Regions from separate parts of the Mus musculus genome. Here all the other regions are linked to region 2. The links are chromatin loops, found by intact Hi-C in ENCODE. Cell type or tissue: gastrocnemius. All regions are shown on one strand.

Evidence for each region. Hi-C counts contacts between places; a loop is a spot of excess contacts. Peaks named below come from ENCODE experiments on the same cell type or tissue, not always from the same donor. Only the 100,000 strongest peaks of a DNase experiment are listed, where the experiment ranks them.
Region 1: it touches region 2 in a loop (2.9-fold over the local background); 2 of 42 quality-filtered maps call a loop at or near these places.
Region 3: it touches region 2 in a loop (4-fold over the local background); 29 of 42 quality-filtered maps call a loop at or near these places.

What each region holds. Positions count from the first base shown.
Region 1 is chr10:95,747,742-95,755,741 of GRCm38, reverse strand. No RefSeq gene overlaps it. Among named protein-coding and RNA genes, the nearest start is that of 4732465J04Rik, 21 kb to the left of the region's middle. In gastrocnemius, no CTCF peak of the experiment used is centred here; no DNase peak of the experiment used is centred here; H3K27ac peaks cover 1,713 bases.
Region 2 is chr10:95,554,235-95,562,234 of GRCm38, reverse strand. All of the region lies in intron 1 of Nudt4 (nudix (nucleoside diphosphate linked moiety X)-type motif 4), which reads left to right. Mir3058 (microRNA 3058) reads left to right here and starts at 2,914; the gene lies at 2,914-3,004. In gastrocnemius, CTCF peaks have their summits at 4,762 (motif pointing left) and 6,194; DNase peaks (open chromatin) are centred at 4,740 and 6,246; H3K4me3 peaks cover 5,078 bases; H3K27ac peaks cover 7,532 bases.
Region 3 is chr10:96,031,690-96,039,689 of GRCm38, reverse strand. It overlaps Eea1 (early endosome antigen 1), which reads right to left. Exons shown (of 29, transcript NM_001001932.3): 22 at 7,997-8,000; 23 at 2,925-3,110; 24 at 2,145-2,276; 25 at 812-997; 26 at 1-167. Among named protein-coding and RNA genes, the nearest start is that of Eea1, 95 kb to the right of the region's middle. In gastrocnemius, a CTCF peak has its summit at 5,809 (motif pointing right); DNase peaks (open chromatin) are centred at 3,535, 5,854 and 6,120; H3K27ac peaks cover 755 bases.

The DNA.
Region 1 (8,000 bases), 190 kb before region 2:
CTGATATAGTCCTCTTAGTTTCAAGAAAGTGGTACTATCTGATGTTAAAAGTTCTGAGTTTCCTGTGCTGGACTGGGGCTGTAGTGCTATTACATATTTGGGTCCATGGTGAAAGAGGAAGTTTGGTCAGCTTAGGTAAGTGAGTCAGTTCTATGAGAAAAAAAAATGATGATTCTATGAGAGAATGATGGGGAATGATCATCAGAACGATTTTACTAACGTGGCCAATGCAGCAACAACCTTTATCTGGTTGAACTTATTTAAACAATTAGAAGCTACAATGTGCCCAGTGTTGCGATGAATGCCTGCCATCTTGGCACTTGGGAGGAAGAGGGAGGAGGATCAAGAGTCAGGTTTACCCCCTGCTATAGAGGGAGACAGAGGCTAGGCTAGGCTACTTGAGACTGGGTAGTGGGAAACCAGAACCACAGTAAAAATAATATTGCTACTCCATTTTTTCCCAGAAGGAAAAACTAAGTAAATCAACTTCTTCTTAGTTATGCAAAGATAGCCTATTTAAAAAACGACATTATTTGTGAATAATAAAGGAAACCCAAGCTTGGTCTACTGTTCTCTATAATCAACCTCTACAATCCACCTGTGGATATCAACGCCTCTTCAATGCACTGTAGGACACTTGGGCAGACAAATAAGCAGGTAATTTTCTTACTTCTTAGAAGACTGGCATTAGGACAATTTGGGTATGTATCTGTTTCTAACAAGCAAGGAGTTTTCTTATAAATACTTGCCTTTCACTTCAGGAATCACTTAGGGACTGTCCCTCTCGCTGCTGCTGTTCCTCAGAACTGTGCAGAATATTAACAGGACAGGAAATGCACATAGGAAGATGTTAAGATGCTCAAGGGAAAGAATTGCCAGCTGTGGTGCTATAAGCTTATAATCTCGGTCAGGAGTTCAAGTATATCCCTGGCTACATAGCAGTTAGAGGCAAGTCTGGGCTACCATTGCTTCAACCATCTCCCACAAGAAGGGTAGAAATACGGCAGAAGAGGACAACAGAAATCAGAAGCCTTTCTCAAATGCATTCCAGAAAACTGAGTAGCAGAATACGATACAGTAACCAAGTAGAGTGCTCACACAACCCTGAGAGAGATCAATGAAAGTGGGCGGCTCCAGATCCATCACCTTCCATTGGGCCCCTGGTTTCCTTTGAGGTGGCTCATGATTTATAACAAGATTTACTGTGAGGTAGCTCACAAGAGGTTTGCTTTTTTGGGATTTGTTTGTTAACGAGAAAAATAAGAATTCTCAAGAAGAATGTAATATAGATTCTCTTTTAAATCCTCAACGTTGTGAAGTTGAGCTTTTAATAAAGGGGAAAACAGACTTCAGACCAGAGAAGCATTACAGAGGTGGTGAGTTTTATTTAATCTCTTACCAGCTTAAAAAAAAAAAAAAAAAAAACCACAAGGGCTGAAGAGATGGCTTACGGTTAAGAGCACTGACTATTCTTCTGAAGGTCCTGAGTTCAAATCCCAGCAACCACATGGTGGCTCACAACCATCTGTAATGAGATCTGATGCCCTCTTCTGGAGTGTCTGAAACAGCTACAGTGTATTTACATATAATAAATAAATAAATAAATCTTTTTTTAAAAATCACCTTTAAATAAAACTAAAGCAGCCGTATGTGGTAGAGCAGGAACAAGGATTACTCACAGGGCATCGGTCATTTGTGCTAGAAGATTCTTCTTGGGTGGGAGGGTTTTTTTTGTTTTTTTTTTTTTGTTTTTTTAGGGGGCCTGCTTGTTGAACTCATGAACTTGTACAAGTTTATATTTAGCCAACTTCTATCCTCACACCTGTCCGTTCAGGCATTAGTCTTAAGCGCATGTAAAAGCAAATGAATACATCTGTGCAGCAATGGGTAAAAATAACCGGAACTATTCCTGTAACACGATCAAAGATCTCTGACCAAGACCAAGATCTTATTTCATAGCATAAAGTGGCCGAATTAGATGTTTCCTCACGTTCGGTGATGCGTTGGTCTCATTCACTGTGGATAAAATAGCTGACCTCCATTCCAGAAAGATGTGTGCGCAACTAAAGTTAACCAGTTTCATTGCCTCTGACGCAAACCTTCTGAATGTGCTACCATCACAGAGACCAAGGGTTGATTCCTGCCTGAGGAGGGATATTTAAAGCAGAGGCGCTGTATGAGCATCATGCATGGCAGCAGTGGCCCCCAACACGTGGGAGGCAACCCCTTTGGGGGTTGAATAACCCTTTCACAAGGGTTGCCTATCAGATATCCTGCATATCACATATTTACATTACAGTCCAGAACAGCAGCAAAATTGCAGTTATGGAGTAGCAACTGAGATAATGGTATGGTTGGGGACCACCACAGCCTGAGGAACTGTATTAAAGGGTCACTGTGTCAGGAAGCTTGAGAACCACTGATTTACAGGATGGTTATCTGATCCCCAAACTCAAAATATGAACTGTTCCCAAGTGTCAACCTTCTTAGTCACCAACATAATGCCCCGTGTGGGTTTTATCTTTCAAAAATGAGTATTATCCCCTCAGGCTGTGCATACAAGCTATGGAGAGACGTCAATGAGCCTTGAGTTCCCACTCAAGTCACCCACCCAGAGTGCCACATCCACTCCACCTCAGCCACACACTTCTGCTCCTGCAAGTTGAGTTCTGTGTCTTTTCAACTCCAGAATTCTTCATGTTGTAGTTACGTGTCACTAAAATTACATAATGGCATAGGAATAGAAAGAGTGAATTATTATAATGGTACAAAATAATATTTTTTACTGAGATGTTTTGGAAAAACTCACCAGTGTTAAAATATGGTAAAAGATTGTGAAGATGATTTCACAATCCAAGTTTGGAAATGAGCAATGAGGTCTCACAGAAGTGGGTTAGGTTAAAACTGGCTTTAGACCATTGCCAGTGAACTTATTATAGTGAAGGCTTCTAAATGCAGTTATGTGTATTAAGGTTACGATGAAAGCATAACGTTTTCAATGTGTTATAACTTTGGTCTACAACGTATTAAAGGCTTGGTCTCTGGCCTGGTGTTATTGGAAGGTGGCGGCAGCTTTAAGAGGTAAGGGCTGGTGGGAAATGTTTTGGTTATTGACAGGTGCCCTTAATAGGGGTTCTGGAACTCCAGGCCTTGCCTCTTCCGTTTCCTGACCAATATATGGTGATCACTTGCTAAACCACATTCTGCATGCCCTGTGGTGCTCCTCCACCACAGGCCAAAAAGTGAATGGGTCAACTGGCCTTGAACAGAAACTTCCAAAACCATGAGCAATTATAACCATTCCTCCTTATAAATTGATTGTCTCAGATATTTTCTAAGTGTTGTACAAACTAACATACATTGTAATGATGTCTTTTTATTTCTTAACTCATTGTGCTAATAATTTTATTAACTGTCTAGTAAGATACACACAAGGTGTGACCCAGTCTAACATCACCTCTAGTCAAGGATTTCATGAATGTAGACTTTCCAATAAAGATTATACTTGTCGAGCCGGGCGTGGTGGCGCACGCCTTTAATCCCAGCACTTGGGAGGCAGAGGCAGGCGGATTTCTGAGTTCGAGGCCAGCCTGGTCTACAGAGTGAGTTCCAGGACAGCCAGGGCTACAGAAAAACCCAGTCTCGAAAAACCAAAAAAACAAAAACAAAAACAAACAAACAAACAAACAAAAAGAATATACTTGTCAGCAGGTGGTGGTGACACACACCTTTAATCTTAGCACTTGGGAGGCAGAGACAGGTGGATCTCTGAGTTCAAGGCCAGCATGCTCTACAGAGGAAGTTCCAGGACAGCCATGGCTATATACAAAGAGAAACCCTGTCGTGAATGCTGCCCCCAAATGTACTGTGTCTACCAGTAGGTCCTTCAAAAGAACCAAACCTCCTTTCCTCCATTTGCACAGCAGAAGATAAGAAAGTATTCTAGGGGTTGGAGAGAAGGCTCAGTGGTTAAGAGCATTGACTGCTCTTCTAGAGGTCCTGAGTTCAAATCCCAGCAACCACATGGTGGCTCACAACCATCCGTAACAAGATCTGACTCCCTCTTCTGGAGTGTCTAAAGACAGCTACAGTGTACTTACATATAATAAATAAATAAATAAATAAATATATATATATATATATATATATATATATATCTTGAAAGAAAGAAAGAAAGAAAGGAAAGAAAGAAAGAAAGAAAGAAAGAAAGAAAGAAAGAAAGAAAGAAAGAAAGTATTCTAATTGGTAGCATCTTTCCTTTGAAATTCCCTTGCTCTCTACCAAGAAAAATTAATCAGTAAGCAGTCATACTTAGATCACCCTGAGGTAGAGAGAAGAATTTATTGCTACTGGAGACATTCTACATGTGCTGAATGGCTAGCAGGTGCCTCTGTACTGTCTCTGGGGAGAATCATATTGCTGCTAGCTGTCCTAGTCTCTAGTCTTAACAATTACGGTTATCTCCACTAGTATGGAGAATTATAAGAACATGAAAAGCATCCTTGTTTGTGGTCCAAGACACAAATGCTCAGCCCCTGAGCTACTAGCTCATCACAGGACCATAAGGCCCTGAGTCAGCCTTCCCAGGCCTGCATCTGTGACATGATGGAAAGATAATGAAGGGGAGGTGGGGGAATGCGTCATCAAAGCCTAGATGGCCACTGTAGGCGCAGAGGATGAGAAGGACAGGCTTCTGGACTTTGTTTTGTCTCCCTGGCTTCCTTTTCAGAATTCTCCACTTTTGCCATCTGTTATATGGAGTCCCGTGTAAGTTCATGGGACCTGGTTTGTAGATTTACTATTAAGAAGATGTGCATGTCTTTTCTCAAAAGTTCTTGTCCCGGTGTAGTCCTGCTACCACCTGTCCATCTTCCAACAGGGTCCTGAACTCAGTAACAATGCAAGAGAAGTAGCAGGTTGCTTAGATAACAGTCTGCTGTGCTCTGAACTACTACACACCAATAAATGACTGCTTCCCAAGGCCTGAGTGAAGTCTTTGTATCGCTCCACGTATGCCCAGCAGCATCACGAACAATGGGGTTAAGTGAAAAATGTTAAACTTCCAACAAGGATAGCTTGAGCAAGTGATGCTGCCATCGTCCCTTCATAAAAGATGACTACTGTTCGGGACTGGAGGGATGGCTCAGTGGTTAGGAACCATTCTACTTCTGAGTAATCTGGTGCCCTCTTTGAGCCTGCATAGGCTGCTACACACACTCTGTACTAGAAACTCACACAGGCAAACACACACACACACACACACACACACACATTACATAAATCAATGAGTATTTATTGACATATCACATATGTGATAATTAAGTGAAAAACCAACTCCAAAAGAGGAAAGTCTGACTTAACTCCATCACTGTGAAACAATGCATGTTAATGAAGTTTTAGGGAGACTCTATAGGACTCCCTATGGATGACATAAATTACAGAAATTTACATTTCCCTTCTTTAAATGCTTACCTGCATTTTTCTAATTTTCTATATTGAGATAGGTTGATTTTTTTTCATTTTGAGTTTAAAAAAAATTTTTTTTGCATCTTTTAACCATTTGTCTAAGTGTGTGCCTATGTGGTGTGTGCCTTTGAGTGCAGACATGCTGTCCATGGAGACTCGATGCTCCAGTAGTGAAAGCGCGACAGGCCCTGAAAACCTAGGTGCTGTCCCGAGGCAAAAAGTTCACGGAAACTTAGTCTCCTGGAATCGTGACATCCTGTATAAAGAATGCTCCAATGTCCTTGCTTTAGTTGGTAAACAGATCTGTGTGCTTTCCCTTAATATTGCTTTATTACAAGTGCTCCTAAGGATTGATATTTTGACATAGCTAAGTTAGACTCTAGGCAGTCCTTGATCCGACCATGGGCATGGATAGCTAAGTCACTGCCCTACACAGAAATTTACCATTATCTAGGAAGAAGGAAGTTTGTGACCTAAAGAGGAACCAGAGTAGATACTTAGAACTATAGGTAGCTGAGTTACACCCATACACAAGTATTTACAATGGCCTACAGGGAAGGTGGACTATACAATAGAGTAGGAACTATGGCAAGGGCACGAAGCCCTTGCCCCTGACTTCTAAGATTAAGTGGACCTTAGGTGGAGCTGTTTTTGACCCCAGTTATTAACACTGAGTTTTACCCCAGTTGGTTCCTGCCAGTCCTTCCGTGTTTGCATTCCTCTGTTTTGTGTAAGAATCCAGTAACCTCTTTGTACCTTGCCTGTGTGTCACCCAACTTCCCTATTTTCTTCTGTATAAAAAGTTTGATGCTCGATCTGACATTACATTCAGATCCACACTCCCTTGTGTCCAGTCTGTCTGTCAATTCCCACCGACTCCTTGCCCACCTGTGACAAGAGACCCGTTCCACACAGATAAGGGACCAAAAGGGTTTGCAGCAACTCGATGCATCAGATTCCCTGAAACTGGATGCACAGGCAGTTGTGAGCTGCCTGACATGGGTGCTGGGAATTGAACTTGGGTCTTATGGAAGAGCAGTTCATTCTCTTAATGGCTGAGACAGCTCTTCAGAAAGAAGAAGAAGAAGAAGAAAAAAAAACACAACAAAATCTAAATGAAATAGAACCTGTAGCAAAGCTATTCATAAAGCATTGACAACTATATTTTGATAACGAAAATAGTGACTGAAAAAATAAGAACTGTTTTTGAAAATAGTAAATCTTTTATCTCCTTCCTTTGTTTGTTTGGTTGGTTGGTTTGTGTTTCAAGACAGGGCTTTGCCCTATAGCCCTGGCTATCCTGTTACTCACTCTGTAGAACAGGCTAGCCTCAAACTCACAAGATCTGCCTACCTCTGCCTTCCACTGCTGTGATTAAAGGTGTGTGCCACCACCTCCTAGCTATTTTATTTTAAGAGGACAATCACCAAATGAGAAATTTATGAAGCAACCATATGTGGCTTGCAAAAACCTATTCTTCACAGCTGAACTTTACCTTAAACTGCTTCTAAATAGAATCTAGATTGTATGTAAACAATCACAATACTTTGAAATCTATAAATTACAATCATATACAACACAGTGTAATTTTTCCCCTTTCATGACTTGCCAAATTATCACTTAAAGACAAAGATATAGAGTGAATATCTTTGTAATTGTAATAAAAGCTATCGGGTACCTAGGTAGCTATCAGGTGCCTTCTGTGTGCCTATGTGTGGCCATCCTTACAGTGATACTGATGGTTAATGGTTAACCTTCACTGTTTCTAGGATCTGAGTGTTTTTATGATGATGTTTGGGTTGCTGAGAAAATGAAACTGAAAAAGTTGAATTTCTTTCAATTATGGAACAGAACAGCATTATGTTAAACAATAACAACAACAACAATAACAAAACAAAACTTTTCAGCTCTTAGAACCACTTTATGTTAGCCATGTGAACTAATACATGAACAACCCACTGTCCCCTAAGCAGCAGATGTTCCGGTTAGATGGCACGGAGCAAATTATAAATGTGATAACCATTACAAATGAGGGCACACAGGGTGTGAATTCAGAGTTATTCTGCTCTTCATTATCTTCCCTGCATGCAAGATACTTAAACAAGTGCTGAAGCAGAAGCAGGAGTTAAGCTGGGCAAAGAGGGGGCGTGGGGAAGGATGCCCAGCAGAGGGTACAGTAAGATAAGGCGGTGAGTGATGAGGATGTGCCTAGCCAAACATCCACAGCTACAGATCGAAGCAGTAAGCATTTACCTCTCTCGTGGAGGCCTATAGGTAAGTGCAACCGTGTGGGCTTGGCTGGAGTTAAAGCCTCATTTGCAATTACTGCACATCCTCTTTGGAACGAGAGCTTTCTGAAACGCTCCTTCCTCATGGAACATGACATGAGCAGAAGAGCTCAAGCGAAACCACGGGAGGGCGTTTAAAGGGCAGCTGTCAAATTCAGAAAGACTTCATTATAGTCAGCCCCCAAATCCATAGAAGGAAACCCATTTTACCCACAGTGGGCATCACTTCAGGGACATAGGATGTAA
Region 2 (8,000 bases):
GGGGGGTTGTTTGGGGGTGGGATGTATCTGTGTGTGTCCCTAGGGGAAGCTATGAGGATAGGAGAAATCAAAATTATCTAAATTGTGTGTCTGGCAAGGCAGTCTTGACAAGAGCTCCATAAATGACTTTAAGCAGGTAGGTGGATTGGTGTGTGTGTGTGTGTGTGTGTGCTTGGAAATTGTTTCTGCTGGAAGCGTTGCTAAAGGAGATAGCACCATGGTCGAGAGCTTGCCTCGAACACAGGAGCCTGGGTTCAATCCTGGGCTCCTCTCTCTCTCTCTCCAGGAAGTTGCTGTAAAATCATTGCTACAGCCTGTTTTCAAAATGAGACCAGTATTTTTAAATACAGTGAGATGAGCAAGGCTTGGGGAGTATTAGAGAAACCCATTATGTAAAGCGCTGGCTCTTGGAGCCTGTAGGCTGGGGGACCCCGGTGAATCAACTTGTTAGGGGATATGCTCTGAGGGAAGACGCTGGAATTCTCCCGAGCACACAGCCAACTTTCAGCATCTGGTTTGGCTCTTTGGAAATTTTACTTCTGTGGTTGTGTACAGTTGAGGCTCTTTCTATTATGTGATAATTACGGAATAGACTCTTAGCAGCACAGTAAGATGTCTGGGAAAGCTACAGGTGGGCTTTCCCTGTTGAAATGATACCACGAGCCATCCAAGGATAGACCAAAGCTGCTTGTCCCACCCTTCCAGCTAATGGGTAAAAACTGCTTATTTATTGGGTTAAGGAGTTGTAGGTCCTGGTTAGAACATTTAAATGTATGTTTTTAAAGATGAGGGTAACTTCAAAAAAAAAAAGTTAATTACCATCTGATCCTAAAAGGCTACGGAGAGCCCCCATTGGCTGGCTCACCTGAGTGCCGGGATTATAGGCGAGAGCCTTGATGCCCACTGAGAACAGGTTTTTCTTTTTTTTTTTTTTTTTTTTTTTTTTTTTTAAGATTTATTTATTTATTATATGTAAGTACACTGTAGCTGTCTTCAGACACTCCAGAAGAGGGAGTCAGATCTTGTTACAGATGGTTGTGAGCCACCATGTGGTTGCTGGGATTTGAACTCTGGACCTTCGGAAGAACAGTCGGGTGCTCTTACCCACTGAGCCATCTCACCAGCCCGAACAGGTTTTTCTTATAGTAGTGGTTCATACTGGTGCACGCCATAACTACCAGCATGTGGGAGGCAAAGGGGGTCTGATCTCTGAGTTCAAGGCCAGCCTGGTCTACAGAGTGACAGGGCATATAAATTAGGGCACAGAAGTAACATATCTCAAGGTCACAGAACAAGCAGGACTTGACTCCCCGTGTTTTTAAGTCTTCAGTGTATCTGAGCAGCCTCTCTGGCTAGTTTTTCCTGTGGAGGCCTGTCAGCTTCAGTGTGGCTTTGAGCCTTCAGACCAGCCCACAGGTATATGTCCATAAATGACTTTAAGCAGGTAGGTGGATTGGTGTGTGTGTGTGTGTGTGTGCTTGGAAATTGTTTCTGCTGGAAGCGTTGCTAAAGGAGATAGCACCATGGTCGAGAGCTTGCCTCGAACACAGGAGCCTGGGTTCAATCCTGGGCTCCTCTCTCCATAGGCAAAGAAAAGACGGTGACGTGGTGAGTTGGTAGCCAGAAATGGCTCTCGTTGAATATATTTGCATATGTATTTGAATAGTGGATGTAAAGATAGTTTGAGCTGGCAAGGAACATACACTGTCGTATGGAAGATTAGATGAAACAGGGGGAAATAACAACGGAGGCCTGGAGTGCTTTCTTCTCTGTGTGCTTTGGTTTAGGAGCCCAGTGTGTGTCACTTGGAACTTCAGTAAATGGGAAAGGAGGGACCTAGCACCCCAAATAGAAGAGGAGGATGGCTCGGGGCTGTGGTCTGCAAGAGCAGCTTGGGTTGGCAGAGAAAGGGGAATGATTTTTTTTTAAACGTGAGAACCTTGGGTAGAGAATAGCTCAGTGGTGGAATGCTTGCTTGCCTACCACACACAAAGCCTCCAGGGAAAACAGCACCTCAGAGGTCACACACCAGGCAAGACAGGAAGGACATTTCAATTTTAGACTTTTGAGGGATTTGAGAGCAAAGTGGGACATAGAATCAAGCAACTCCATCCTGGGTTGCATCCAGGTGCATGAGCAAATCAGTCTGAGAGCGAGCCAGGCAGTGGTGGCGTGCGCGCCTTCAATCCCAGCACTTAAGAGGCAGAGGCAGGCAGATCTCTGAGTTCGAGGCCAGCCAGGGCTACACAGAGAAACCATGTCTCGAAAAATCTGAGAGGGACACCAGTTCTGTCTTGGATCTGGATCGGTGGTTCAAATGAAGCATCTAGCCTCCCTCTGGGCTAGCCTGCTGTAGAGCTTGATAGCTTAGGAAAGTCCAAATCCAGCAAAAGTAAGGCATGGTGAAAATGAAGGCTCCTTAAAAGGCAAAACTAAAACCAGAGCCGGGAAGAGTATCGGCCCCAGTCAGGAATCCTAATGCAATTAAAAAAAAAAAAAACCAACCAACCAAACAAACAAATAAACCCTGCCGGCCTTTACAGGGGGTGGGGATCAGTTGTCATTTAACCTCTGGCAGTCTCCCGGTTCATAGGTATTGGCCTGTTTGACCAAGAGATTTAAGTCACTGAACAGATAAGGCATTCAAATGGAGACCACTTACAATAACCACATGGGTTTTCTTTCCTGTGTCAGAGCTTGTGTGTGCTAGGCAAGCAGGCACTCTACCGCTGAGCTGCGCCCCCAGCTCGAGGCACACCTTTTAGGAACATTGTGAGGTACACCCATCTGTGACTGTGGCTCCCCCAGACCTGAAGGAGAACCTCTCAGACCACTGAAGCAGCTTCTTCTAGGAAGAGCATGTGTCTAGCTACCATTTGTATGATTTGTCAGAGGGTGATTTCGGGATAATTCTCCAGCGTTGGAGTCAGCCACGGCTTACCTGGAAGATTGAATGTCTACTTGGCTTTCTTCCTGTCAGCCGTGGGTGCCTCTTGCTACTGGAAGAGCTCTGTGATGGTTCTGATTCGTTGCTTCAGTAATACCATGTGTTTATCAGCTAGCATGTTGACTGTGTTGTACACCCAGTAGATCCTATTTGTCTGCTTTGGGGTGTTAAATAATAGTACTTTTTGATAGGTTTCTCTGGGGAGAGTCTTTAGTGTTCATGGAGGGAGCTTGGGGTCAGCTGTCCAGTTTCTGAAGACAGTATAATTACAAGGAAGTGTTTGCTGTTGTGACTAGGTAAATGGCTTCATCCCCGCCACCCAGCCCCCTCCCCAGCCCCCCAGCCCTCCTCAGCTCACCACAGACACACACACACCCAAAATAAATCACGTTGACTTGATTTTAGAGTCTGCATGTGCAGAAGTTATTCATAGTCTAATTTACCCACCAACCTAGAGTTTAAAACAAAGGTATAATGAAACAGAAGATGAACTCCCACCTGCTGAGAAACAGTGACTCCTGCTCTCTCACCCAACTGTTCGGTCCCCCTCTTCAAAATTCTTACTTGCATATATGTATATGGACAGGAGAGGATGCTATGGAGGTCAGCGGACAACTTGTAGAATCCCTTTCTTTCCTTCCTTCTACCATGTGGGTACCAGCCTCAGGTATTCTGGCTTGTCAGCAAGTGACCTGTCCAGCTGAGCCATCTCATTACCCAAAGTCAGGTGGGTCTTTCTTTCTTTCTTTCTTTCTATCTTCCTTTCTTTCTTTCTTTCTTTCTTTCTTTCTTTCTTTCTTTCTTTCTTAACTTAAGATTATTTATATGAGTACACTGTCACACTCTTCAGACACACCAGAAGAGGACACCAGATCCCATTACAGATGGTTATAAACCACCATGTGGTTGCTGGGAGTTGAACTCAGGACCTCCGGAAGAGCAGTCAGTGCACTTAACTGAGCTATCTTGCCAGGGCCCTTTTCTTGCTTGTTGATAGCATCTTCCCCATAGCCCAGGCCGCCTCTGTTTTCTGCAGTGCTGGGATTACACTCAGGAGCCTTCAAGTCTGGCATCAATCTCAGTTTGTTTTAAAGGTGGATGTATATAGCCCAGTAGTACTTACTTAGCATGTGTGCCCAGCACTGAAAAAGCCTGATTTGTGATGGAAGAAGGGAAGGTGGAAGCTGGGCTCTGAGTGGCTCATATTTGAAGAGTACACTGAATTATATTAACTTTCCCCTGGCTTAACTTTTTTGCTTTTTCGAGACAGGGTTTCTCTGTGTAGCCCTGGCTGTCCTGGAACTCACTCTGTAGACCAGGCTGGCCTTGAATTCAGAAATCCGCCTGCCCCTGCCTTCCGAGTGCTGGGATTAAAGGTGTGTGTCACCACGAAAGGCCCTGGCTTACTTAACTTTTATGGTTGTGCATAAGGTCATAAGTTCAAGGCCAGCTTGGTCTACATAAGGCTCCAGGCTAGTTTGGTCTACACCCTGAGACCTTATGAATTCAGTGGCAGCACCACCTGCGGCTCCTGGCAGTGCACTCGCTTCAGTGGAAAGGACTGCAGGGTGGAGCCCTACTGTGACCACGGCCCTCATGCTGGGGCTTGAGCCCGGGTCTTGGGAAGGCCAGGCAGGAGTTATACTTCACACATTGCCTTTGCGATTCAAGATCTCACTAAGGCCTCAGTGATTATGAGGCTAAGGTGCCTCCAAGGTTAAGAGCACTAGGTATTTTTCAAGAGGTCCTGAGTTCAATTCCTAGCAAACACATGGTGGCTCATGACCATCTATAATGTGATCTGGTGCCCTCTTCTGGCCTGCAGGCATACATGCAGGCAGGCCACTGTACATAATAAGTACATCTCAAAACCAAGCAGAAACAAGGAACAAAACAACAGAACCTTCATTTAAAATTGCCCAAGGTGGCCTTGTGCTAACTCTGTAACTTAGACAGGCCTTGACTTTGTGGCCTTCTGCCTCCCTCCAGAGTATCTGCAATTGTAACCTGGGCCACTCCCCTCTTTCTTGGCTTGAACTGGAAAAAGATAAGTGAGTCCTTTATAAATATACCTTAGTAATTTTTTATTTGGGAGAACAGCACTCAGTAGGCTTTACCCAAAAAAAGATTTTTTAAGTGTTTGTGTGCACCAGTTGTGGTGGCACACGCCTTTAATACCGGCACTCGGGAGGCAGAGGCAGGCGGATTTCTGAGTTCGAGTACAGCCTGGTCTACAGAGTGAGTTCCAGGACAGCCAGAGCTACACAGAGAAACCCTGTCTTGAAAAAAAAAAAAAAAAAAGGAAGAAGTTTGTGTGCCGTGTCTATCCCTGTTATCCAGGGAGGCCAGAAGAGGGTTTGGGTCACCTTAAACTGGCATTGTACACAAGTTGTGAGGCACCATGTGGGCCCTGGGATTTGAACCCAGGTCCTCTGGAAGAGCAGTCGGCACTCTTCACTACTGAGCCCTCTCTCCAGCCCTCTACACCATTATTTTTGGTGTTTGAGTTTTTTGACATAGGGCTTCACCAATCCATGTTGACATCAAAAATCTTGATCCTGCCTCTACCTCCTAAGTGCTGGGACCACAAGAATGTGTCACCACACAGGCCTCTTGCTCTTTAGTCACCCTTGCCCTTCCCTCTAAAAGGTGGCTGTGCCCTCATTCCAACTTAATGGAATATTCAGGGTGAGTAGATGAGAGCTTAATAATACTTTAACTAGTCTCTATCTCCGCCATGGGGTTTATGTCATCTCTTAGCCTGGCGAAGCTGGTGGTTTGCCGCAGTTGCCTGCACCTGTAAGAGAATGAGAATAAGGGTAAGTTTAGTGATCCTTCCTCCACAGCGCTAGATTTTATTGCCGTGACAGGAGATGGATTATGAGGGTAGGGAGTTGGAAAGCGGGGCTGCGCGGGCTTAGTCTGAGTGGTGACCTTTTGTGTGGAGTACGTGGAAAGTTACACCTCTCACCCCCTCTGAAGTGCCGTAGATCTCTGTAATCTGCTCTGTGGCACTTGAAATGAGCACCTAAAATATGACTGGACTTGAGGTACAGGGTTTTGAATTTGTTTCTTAAGTAGCTGCCTGCCACCAGTGGCAGCTGTTCACATGTATGTCCCTGGTGCTCAGTAAACCAGGAAAGGTCAGAAAGTTAGCCCCAGGGTTCAGCACAGCGTGGAAGTGGCAAACCAAGGGCGTAGAGTTGTGGATGAGGAAGCATTTCCTGGCATGTACTAGATCACAGATCCGCCTTCCCAAGGGTGGGCGCTGTGGAGCACTCTACAGGAGACCCTGTCTCAGCTGAAACGGGCGGGGTGCAGAGAAGGGGCTGTGCCTGGGGTCGGGATGAATATGAGTGAAAATCCCGGGAAAGGCTCATCAGCCTCGATTCCTGGCGCCGATTTTAGTTTTTAGTGCTGAACACCAATGGTTTTGAGACGACGTCACTAAATGAGTCGATGGCCATCTGTGCCACTGTCCTGACCCATTATAAAAGCACAAGGAAGTCACTTAGCACAGGATTATGGAGCAAAAGTTTTATCCAGCCAATAATACCAGGTCACCTCTTAACTCTGACTAGAACAAGAGGCTAGTAACGGGTCAGAGCCAGGGGTTGTTGCTTCGCCTCCTTTTGGGTAACAACAGTGTTACTGAAGTGGGGTTTGCAATCTCTCTCTCTCTCTCTCTCTCTCTCTCTCTCTCTCTCTCTCTCTTTCTCTCTCAGACCAGGCCTCGAACTCAGATCTGCCTGCCTCTGCCTCCCGAGTGCTGGAATCAAAGGTGTGGGCCACCACTGCCTGGCACAACCTCGCTTCCTTTAAGGTAGAATTTGAACATAAAGACTCCTACCTACTCTTCAGAATTCTGGATTTAAATTTTATCCAACTTCTCAATACTATATTGCACATCAATGAATAGCCTACTTTTAGTGAGTCTTTACAGTTTCTTAAAAATAAATATTTCCTGCCATCCTGTTTTCAGTCTCAGAATTAGGCTGAGCTGACTCGTCTCACCAGGCAGGAGAGCATGGAGTCCCCAGTGGCCATCAGGGCCTGCTAAGGCCAGCAGCTCAAATATTAGGCTTGCCAGATAAGTGCTTTCCTCGAAGAGATCTTAGCACTAACAAGGAACGATGTTCTCCAGTCTGTGTGCTTCAAGTTCAGACTCCTGTCTGCTAACACATTAGCTCTGCCTAATGCCTGCTCCTTCATTTCTAATTATGAATGTAGGCCCTATTTGCAGATATTAAGCTTTTTATTTACAGCTCTATTTGGACATGATGCTGTTGCCCCCAAAGCAGCCACAGGTGCTTTACCTAATGCCCTGCCAACCATTATGCTGGCTCAGTGTTTCCCTGGATTGGCCACTGTCTCGCCATGCTTAAAGCAGTGGTGTGGACAGCACAGCAGTGTTCAGTTAGGCCCAGGACGGCAAGGACAGCAGATTAGAGGAACTGTTGAATCACTTTGGTCAACTGAAGCTTCCCATCTGGAGAAGGTTGAATCCTTAGCAGCCGCATGAAAAGCTAGACATGGTGACACACAACACTCGGGAGTGTGTCAAGTGGTGCAGAACAGGCAGGTCCCAGGAGCTTGTGGGTCAACCTAGCCAAAACGGTGAGGACCAGGTTCAGTGAGAGTTGTAGAGAGCCATAGAAGACACAAGACATCTACCCATGCACACTCATGCATGTAGACACACAAACACACCATCCTTTTTCAAATAGGAGTGAACCCCTGTGTTTCTAGCAGAAGGGAGAAAAGCAGAATTGGTACTGTGGTTGTCAGGAAGATGCAGTATCCACATTTGGGGATTAATCTCTCCCCACCCCCTGTGGGGAGGGGAGATGAGGATATAGCTCAATTTTAGAGTGGTTGCCTGCTGTGCTGCTTGCTAATGTTATGTTATCACCTCGACACAACAGATTTCCCTGAGAAGAGGGAACCTTAGTTGAGTAATTGTAGATCAGATAGGTCTGAGGCTATATCTGTAAGAGATTGTCTTGACCAAGTGAAGTGGGAGGGCAGGCTCAGCCCGTTGTGGGTGGCACCA
Region 3 (8,000 bases), 480 kb before region 2:
AAGTCATCCGTTTGCTTCTCAAGCTCACTGACTCTCCGTTGACTAGACTGCCACTCCTTCTTCACAGTACCCAAGTTTTCATTTAATGTTGTGACCTGCATAGTAAGCTTAGCCTCGTTTTCTTCGTGTTTCTTCATTCCCGCTTCCTTTTCTTTTATTTCAGAATGCTAAGAAAAAATAGGGAAGGAGAAGCTATTATACAAGTAGTACAAAATAATATTTTACTCACTGAAATTAAGATGCCAAAGCTATAAATCATATTGCTTCTTCTGGAAAGGCAGTGGGAGACTTTTTTCTCAAACACCACAATTCTGATTCTGCAACCCAAATGTGTGATCTAAATAGGCTTGCTCAAAAGCCGAGATGCAGAAACGAGGGCCTGTAAGGTCCTCGGCAAACAGATAAAGTGACACAAGTGAGATTCCCCTGTGCCAGTGCTGGGGAAGATGCACATGGCAGGTAGGAGGAATCAGATGTCCTGTCGGCACAGCTCAGCTGATCTGCCTCAGTGGCCCTCTCCCTACACTTTCCAACCACCAGAGCTGTAACGCAAACCTCCATATCGCCTATAACATGCTGCAAAGCTATTCGGTGAGATTGGAGTCAGTTCAATAAAGAAAAGCCAGATGTTTCCTACGAGGTCAACACAATGCAGGGAAGGAGAAGCAGGCTTCAGTCATTGTAATTCCAAAAGTTTCTGTTGCCAGTTTTCACACACTCTACTCAGAGTCTCTCAGTAAAAAAATCTTACTGGAGTGATTCAAAGCTCTACTCTAAAACACATTTTCTGCTATTAAGTTAATTCACTGACCAGCTTCGCTTCCTTCTCAGAAAACTCTTCCTTCCGCTTCTCTTCCTCCTTCTTCACCTGCTCTCGCATCAGCTGCTGACTCTCCTTCTCCTGCTCAAGAGCTGCCTTCAGTGAGTCCACTCTGCCTTGAAGTTCTAATTTCTGTTGAATCAAAAGTTGCTTGGCATCCTTGAGATTTGTTATTTCCTGTTGAAAGAAGCCAGAAAGCAATCACCCCTATGTACAGGCTAATTTTCTGTTAACTCCACACAAGAGAAGAAGGAATCTCAATGGAGAAAATGCTACCACCAGGTGGCCTGTGGGAACCCTAAGAAGGACCTTCTTGATTGACGGGTGTGCCCATCTGACTGTGGTACCACCCCTGGCCTAGTGGTCCTGGGTGCTCTAAGAAAGCAGGCTGAGCAAGCCACTACACAGCACTTCTCTTGCTGCCAGGTTCCTGCCTCAAGTTCCTGCCTTGACTTTCCTCAGTGATAGGATGTGACTTGAGAATTACAAAATGAAGCAAACCCTTTCCTCTCCAGGTTGCTTTTGGTCATGGTGTTCTATCACAGCATGTGATAGACAAAATGCACACTAAGACTTTTACTCAATATGACAGCTGAAATTCATATAACTTTTCACACCAGCAGATATAAGGGAGTCTTTAAGTTCAATATTTCAAACCACTTCTTTAACATGCAAGCTATTTATTTCCTACTCACGAATAACTTCACTGAGGTGATGCTCTAACGCCTATGTTTTAATTACTGCTTCCAAAACTTAGCTCTACACCTTTCTTCCAGTTTGCTCACTTAACATGTAATCATTTAGTCATCAAACATCGTCCTATGTTGTGAGTATATATTGACTTACAGAGTCACACACAGACTGGAAGAACAGAAGAATCCGAGATGAACTGTGAGGGAGGCGAATGGTGAGTATGCCCATAGATATAAAGGCTATCAGGGGAGCCCCAGAGAAAGCCCCGGAGCTTTCTTATGAAACTGCACAACACTTTACAGAGCTTCTGCAGCCAACACCCTGTCTATGTTTCTAAGGGATAAAATGCTAAACCATGAGATCAAATCTAAAGTCTTGCAACTTGTAAATTATTACTTATAATCACAACTTATTTCAATCTAAACTTACCCAGCCGCTCTGCTTTATTGAGTAATCAGAATAAAAGTAGATTTCAATATGTATGAATATCATGCAGTAAAGAGCACTCGGCCAGAGTATTTGTTAAAAACAATAAAGTCACTTGTCTAGCACAGTCTCCCTTATGTAATACACATAAATGTAAAGGACAGGATTACAACAGATGAGAGGGAACGCTATGGCATTAACCTACCTTTATGCTTTCTTGTTTGTGCGACTTGAGCTCCTCATTGAGTTTTGTGATTTCTTTTTCTTGTCTACATTTAATTTCCTCCATCTCTGCCAATTTAGACTTTTCAGCTACTAGTTCTTTTTCCTTCACTGACTGTAGAGAAATTATAAATAAATACAAAGCATCCACTTTCTTGAAAGTTAGTGAGCTAAAACGTTGGTGTTTCTGGCCCTGCTCGCACCTTCTACTGAGGTTACCTAGCAGGTTTGTGCATCTTCCCTTCCTGTTTACCGTGATAACGTCAACACTGAGATTAAATACTGTAGAAACTCATTTTACAACTTCTATTACTATGACTGCTTTTATAGAAGGTTCTCTATTTTGAGTACTTTTCAATTTATAGTTTATGACTAAAAAATAAATAAAATTAAAAATTAAGTCATCTACTAGAGATAGAGTTGACACTAAAACAAGATGTGTCCAAGCTAAAATCCTTTCAGTTAATTAAATAGCATATGTCAGAATTGTCTTAATTAATCTGAGCCATAAATCATAAATTCCATCCTGGCTTCACAATCCCCACTCCTAAAAACACAATTTTTATAATTAAAGGAAATTCCATTTTGGAATATAACAGAAAGTTCTATGGTGTGAAAAACATGCTTATAAAACCACAAAATGCAGAAAGAAAACTGGACGGACAGACAGACACTGCAAGGCAGTAGTGAGGAGACACAGGACCTACAAGGACTGCACAGTCTCAGATCCTCTCGAGTCTGAGGTAAGGAAGAGGGGGGGTACCTTTTCTCTCTGAGCATCCTCAAGTGCCTTACTCTGCTCCTTTAGCAGCGCCTCTTTCTTTGCTGAGTCCTGCTCCAAACTAGCTTTGGCGGCTTGCAATTCTTGAATTGATTTATTTTGGTTTCCAATTTGATTTCTGTTTGAAATCAAGTCTTCTTGTGCCAGAGTGAGCTTCTCTTCTACAGACTTACAAAAAAATGATTTCCTTAAATTATTATAATTAGTAAATTTCAATAAGCACAACAGTTAATAAAAGCACAATAGGAAATGGTAAATAATCACATGTCAATGGTGAGGACAGGCGCTGGTGGGAATGATACAAACCTACATTGTAGCCTACACCATACCTGGGCTATCTGGTATAGCTAATGCCCTCAGGCTACAAACTTATACAGTAAATCCAAGTAGTAAATACTGTAGGCAGGTACAACACTAGGATGAATATGTATGTACATGAGCTTGGATAAATGTAGAAATAATCAGAAAAAGATACTAGGCAATAGGACCTTTTCAGCACAATTAGGATCTTAAGAGGCTAAAGCTGCTGGGCCTGGTGGCCTACACCTCTAATCCCAGCATTCTTGAGCCAGAGGCATGTGTCTCTCTGTGAGTTGGCTGTCAGCCTGGTCTACATAGCACATTACAAGTCAGCCCAAGCTGTTTAGTGAGATCTTGTATCAGGAGAGGGTTGATGGGGAAAAAGGAAGGGAGCAAGTGAGGAAAGATAATGCTGAAGGTTTCCTAGAAATAATCTAAAACCATTTATTGAGTACTTATCTACTTATAATAGGAAGGGCTATCAGGTAAGTAACAACTATATGAAATATATCTAGAGAATGCATATATGGTTGGAGAAAAGATCAGTGGAAAAATGAAAGAAAACAATTTAAAAAGAAATAAAATTGAATGTTACATATGTACACACATTTTCTAGGATCAATGTCCCCTGGCCTGGTAAACACCTTGATAAACAAGACAGAGTTTTCTTATAGGATATATTTCATAGCTGTTAATATCATTCATTCAATAAATTTAGCCTTATATGCAACTCTGTATTCTGACCAGCTATAGGCCCATCCTCTGAGCTTCCTGTCTCAGTGGTACAAGTGATGTAAGTCAATATCATAGCTACTGACGGCTCTAAGTCTCTTGTGTGGTGGTGAACACTGTCATGCTAATACACTTTGAATGACTATGGAAGCAACCTTTGGTTGTGTTGTGAAGGAGTTTCTAGACTAGGATAATTCAGGCAGAGAGACCCACCCTAAATGTGGACTGCACTACTCCATGGTCTGGGGTCCTGGAATGAAGGAACAGAAGGGAGGCAGGGCAGATCACTCAGGTCTGTCTCTACAGATACCATGTGACCTGTGGCCTTGAGCTCTACTGTCACAGCTTCCAGTCATGGTAGACATGGTATTCTCACTGTGAGTAAACAACAAACAAACAAACAACGCTTCCTTCTTCAAGGAGCTTCTGTCAGATGTTTTGTCACAACAATGAGGAAGATGACTAATACACGTGGGGTCAGTTCCTATCATAGTTACTGTCTGCTCTAAGGCTCAGACATTTGAGGATCTGAAGTAGTGGAAAGGGCTACGTTTCTGCCTGTTAGTTACATTTGGGGATATGGTCCTAGGGAAAGGGAACTGACACCATCAGCTACGAAGGCTGAGGATCTGCAGGGAGTGAGAACTCGTTCAGCAGACCTAAGAGAGGCCCCAATTCTTACTGCAGGCGCATTTCCCCTGACAAGGAGCCAGGTAATGCAAGCCAGGGAAGGACCTCTGCCAGTCAGGACTGCACAGAACACATACTTGTTCTCTGCTACTCAGGCAGCCGGTATTAAGTCAGTACCCTGCATAAAATGGTCCTTATCACAGAAGAGTGGCATGTGCAGCAGAAACTGTACAGGGCAGCTGAGCAAATGCGCACCACCAAATACACAAGAAACCGATGTAAGACCTTTGTAAAATGCGTGACATGGCAACTGGCCTAGATGTCACCAAGATAACTTTTAAAAAATTCTTTTAACAATAAAATGTACTGTCCTGGGTGTGTGTGGGGGGAGGGGGTGGTAATAGGTTAGTGTTGAGTACTTGCCTGGCATGCATAAGACCCTGAGTTTGATCTCAGCACTGAAATAAACATGTTTCAAAAACTACTGTATAAATCTACTGCAACCATAATTGTGTAATAGAGGTTCTGGTTCAACAGGCTTGCTAAAACCAAGAAAGCAGTAGTACCCCCTAAGAAATGCTGTAAGAACCACCAAAGTGTTACTGCTTTATAAGATTTTAAATGCATGGACTCTAGAATTTTAAATGTACAAAGTCCATTAATTTATTAGTTCTTTAAAGACCAGATGAAGTCTTCATGACAATGTCAAGGGACAATGCTGTGCCCTGTGTTTGGACATCTACTTACACACTCCCAAACTGTACTACTGTGCATGCCTCGCTCACTCAGCACTGCTTACCAGGGATGCTCCCCTGGTCCACCTCTTTTCCTATCTTTATCTTAGCCACACACATGGCAATAGGCGAATCATTGAGTAGATCAATTACCAGCCCTGACACGATTATAAAATTCTAAAATCCCTGTGGTTCCAATTATTTTTATTAAACAAGCCTTCCCATACTCCTTTCAAACAAAGCCTTTATATTAGCTCTTACTTTTTCTGATGTCTGATAAAATAGCATAAAAGTACTGGGATGAGAAGAGTTAGGCTTAATTCTGTATAACCCCACAATTTTCACTTCACTTCAGAAATACATTTATATTATGAATTTGAATTGAATAGTGAATTCCACTTCTATTTTTCTGGACAAATAATAGCATAGATTATAGCCAACAGAAATACCCAGTGAGCAAACTATTTCATAAATGATCCAGCAGATGGGGCTAACGGCACAGACTAGGCCAGTCTGGTCAACCCTACTGGTGTCCGAGGAGACACTGTAAGGCTGAGGTATACACTGACAGCTACAACAGCTATGACAGAAAGCCTTACACAGGCAACTGTCACGCTGTAGAATGCTTTCTTGTCTCCCTTCGCTCTCACATTTGAGATCAGCTCACTGAAGCAAAAGAGAAAAAAGGCTGACAAAAATAGTTATCTGGTGAATAGTAAAGAAGGAGGGCTTCGAGTAAACCAACAGCTCTTCCAGTCACGGTTCTGCTCTGCTGTCAGCCGGCCTGCCTCACCTGCCAAAGGAGTGTCACAGCAGAGGCTCCATCGCGCCTGCTGTGAAACGCTCCCTAGGCCTGCCCTATGCTTTCTCATTTGTGCAGATTACATGGAAGCCCTTCAGTGGCTCCTCACTGCCTTCAGCTTACATGCAAACTTCTCTGCAAACTTCCCCTGCCTTGTTGAAAAACAAACAAACAAGCAATTTAACAGTAATAAAATGACCAGTTCTAATTTTTCTTTTTTTAAAGATTTATTTTCATTTTTTATGTGAATGTATGTTTTGCCTATGTATGTATGTATGTATGTATGTATGTATGTATGTATGTATGCCTTAACATCAAATGCGCGTGGAGCCCACAGAAGTCAGAGAGAGCACCAGATCCCGTGGAACTGAAGTTATGTACAGGCAGTTGTAAATTGCCATGTGGGTGCTGGGAACCAAACTTAGGTCCTCTGGAAAACACAGTAAGTATCCTTAGCCACTGAGCCACCTCTCCAGCACCCTTGCCTCCACACCGGACCCCACCCCCTGGCTAACCTGCCTCCTGTTGCTTTCCTTTGCTTCCCCCAGTTTCCTGTGTCCGTGTGGACTGATCCCTTGCCCTCCCCTGGGCCTGCTAAGAACTTAGGAACTGCCCTCTACACCTTCCATTCTCTTAACTCTATCCTCTCAACCAACTCACACCCAGTTACCAGAATTTGTGGAGAAAGGTATTTTGTAATTAATTTAAATGATTTTTATTTGTGTGAGCTCACACACATGTGCCTGCACAGCTAATGGGAATCACAGTCCTACAGGAAAGCAGATCTCCTAGAGGAGAGAGAATGCTTAACTGAATATCCCTACTAGCGATCTAAGCTTCTTTAAAGATGTCCAGGTTAAAATTTCATTTTTCCTCTCTGTTGTACGCTTTGTTGCTGTTGTTATTTTTATCTCAAATATAAAATCCAATTGTTTTTCACTAAGCATTTAGTATACTTAACAATTTGGAGCCTCCATTTTTTAAACATAAATTCCACTCCTGGTTGGCTCTGTTCAGTTCCTCCTATCACCAGACATCCTTGTAAAGACTGTATTTCCAAATTCTACCTATAGTTCAGGATCTACTCACATATCTAAGTGGCCTGGTTGCCCACAAGAGCCCATGAATACAACACAAAATATATACAACATTTTACAAACATAAATTTTACAGTAGTGCACTTTAAAAAAGGAGATAGCATATATTACCATGACAAGAGGGTGGGGGGTGAGAGGGGAGGAAAGAGAGACAGGGGCAGAGACAAAATATTGGGGGAAAGAGGCAAGGTGCTGGTCCTCTGTGTGTAGGAACACAATGTTCGCTTTCCTTTACAGAAAGGATATGCCAGTGTTGTATAAAATTTGCTACCTTGTTATTTATACCTTTCATTTTAATCAACATGATACCTTATTTGACCATACAGTATTATTAATTAAGGCTATATTTAATTGGCCTGATTTTAATCATTAAGCATTCCTGTAAATTAGAAAGCTGACAAAAATATAGCACTAAGAGCTTGACCATAGTAATGCACTTGCATTTCCCAGAGTTGGCTTATAACCAGCCTCTCTCCAAAGGTACTCTCAAATGAAGGCTTCAAAGGCCTTAAAAAGCTAATACCATAAGATTCGCCCACATTATTTCACTGAGTTTTTAATGTGTGTGTATATATACATATGTGTGTATATATTTATAGCTCATCTCATGATTTTTGTCATAAAACAATCTAATTTTTAAAAAGGAACATTAAAGGGGTAATTTAATAGAATATAATACTTCACAGATATTAACTTCCCTTGCTCATTAGGCAAGGGAATTATTTCCTGAGCTTTATCCCATACAACAGTTTACAATACCTTA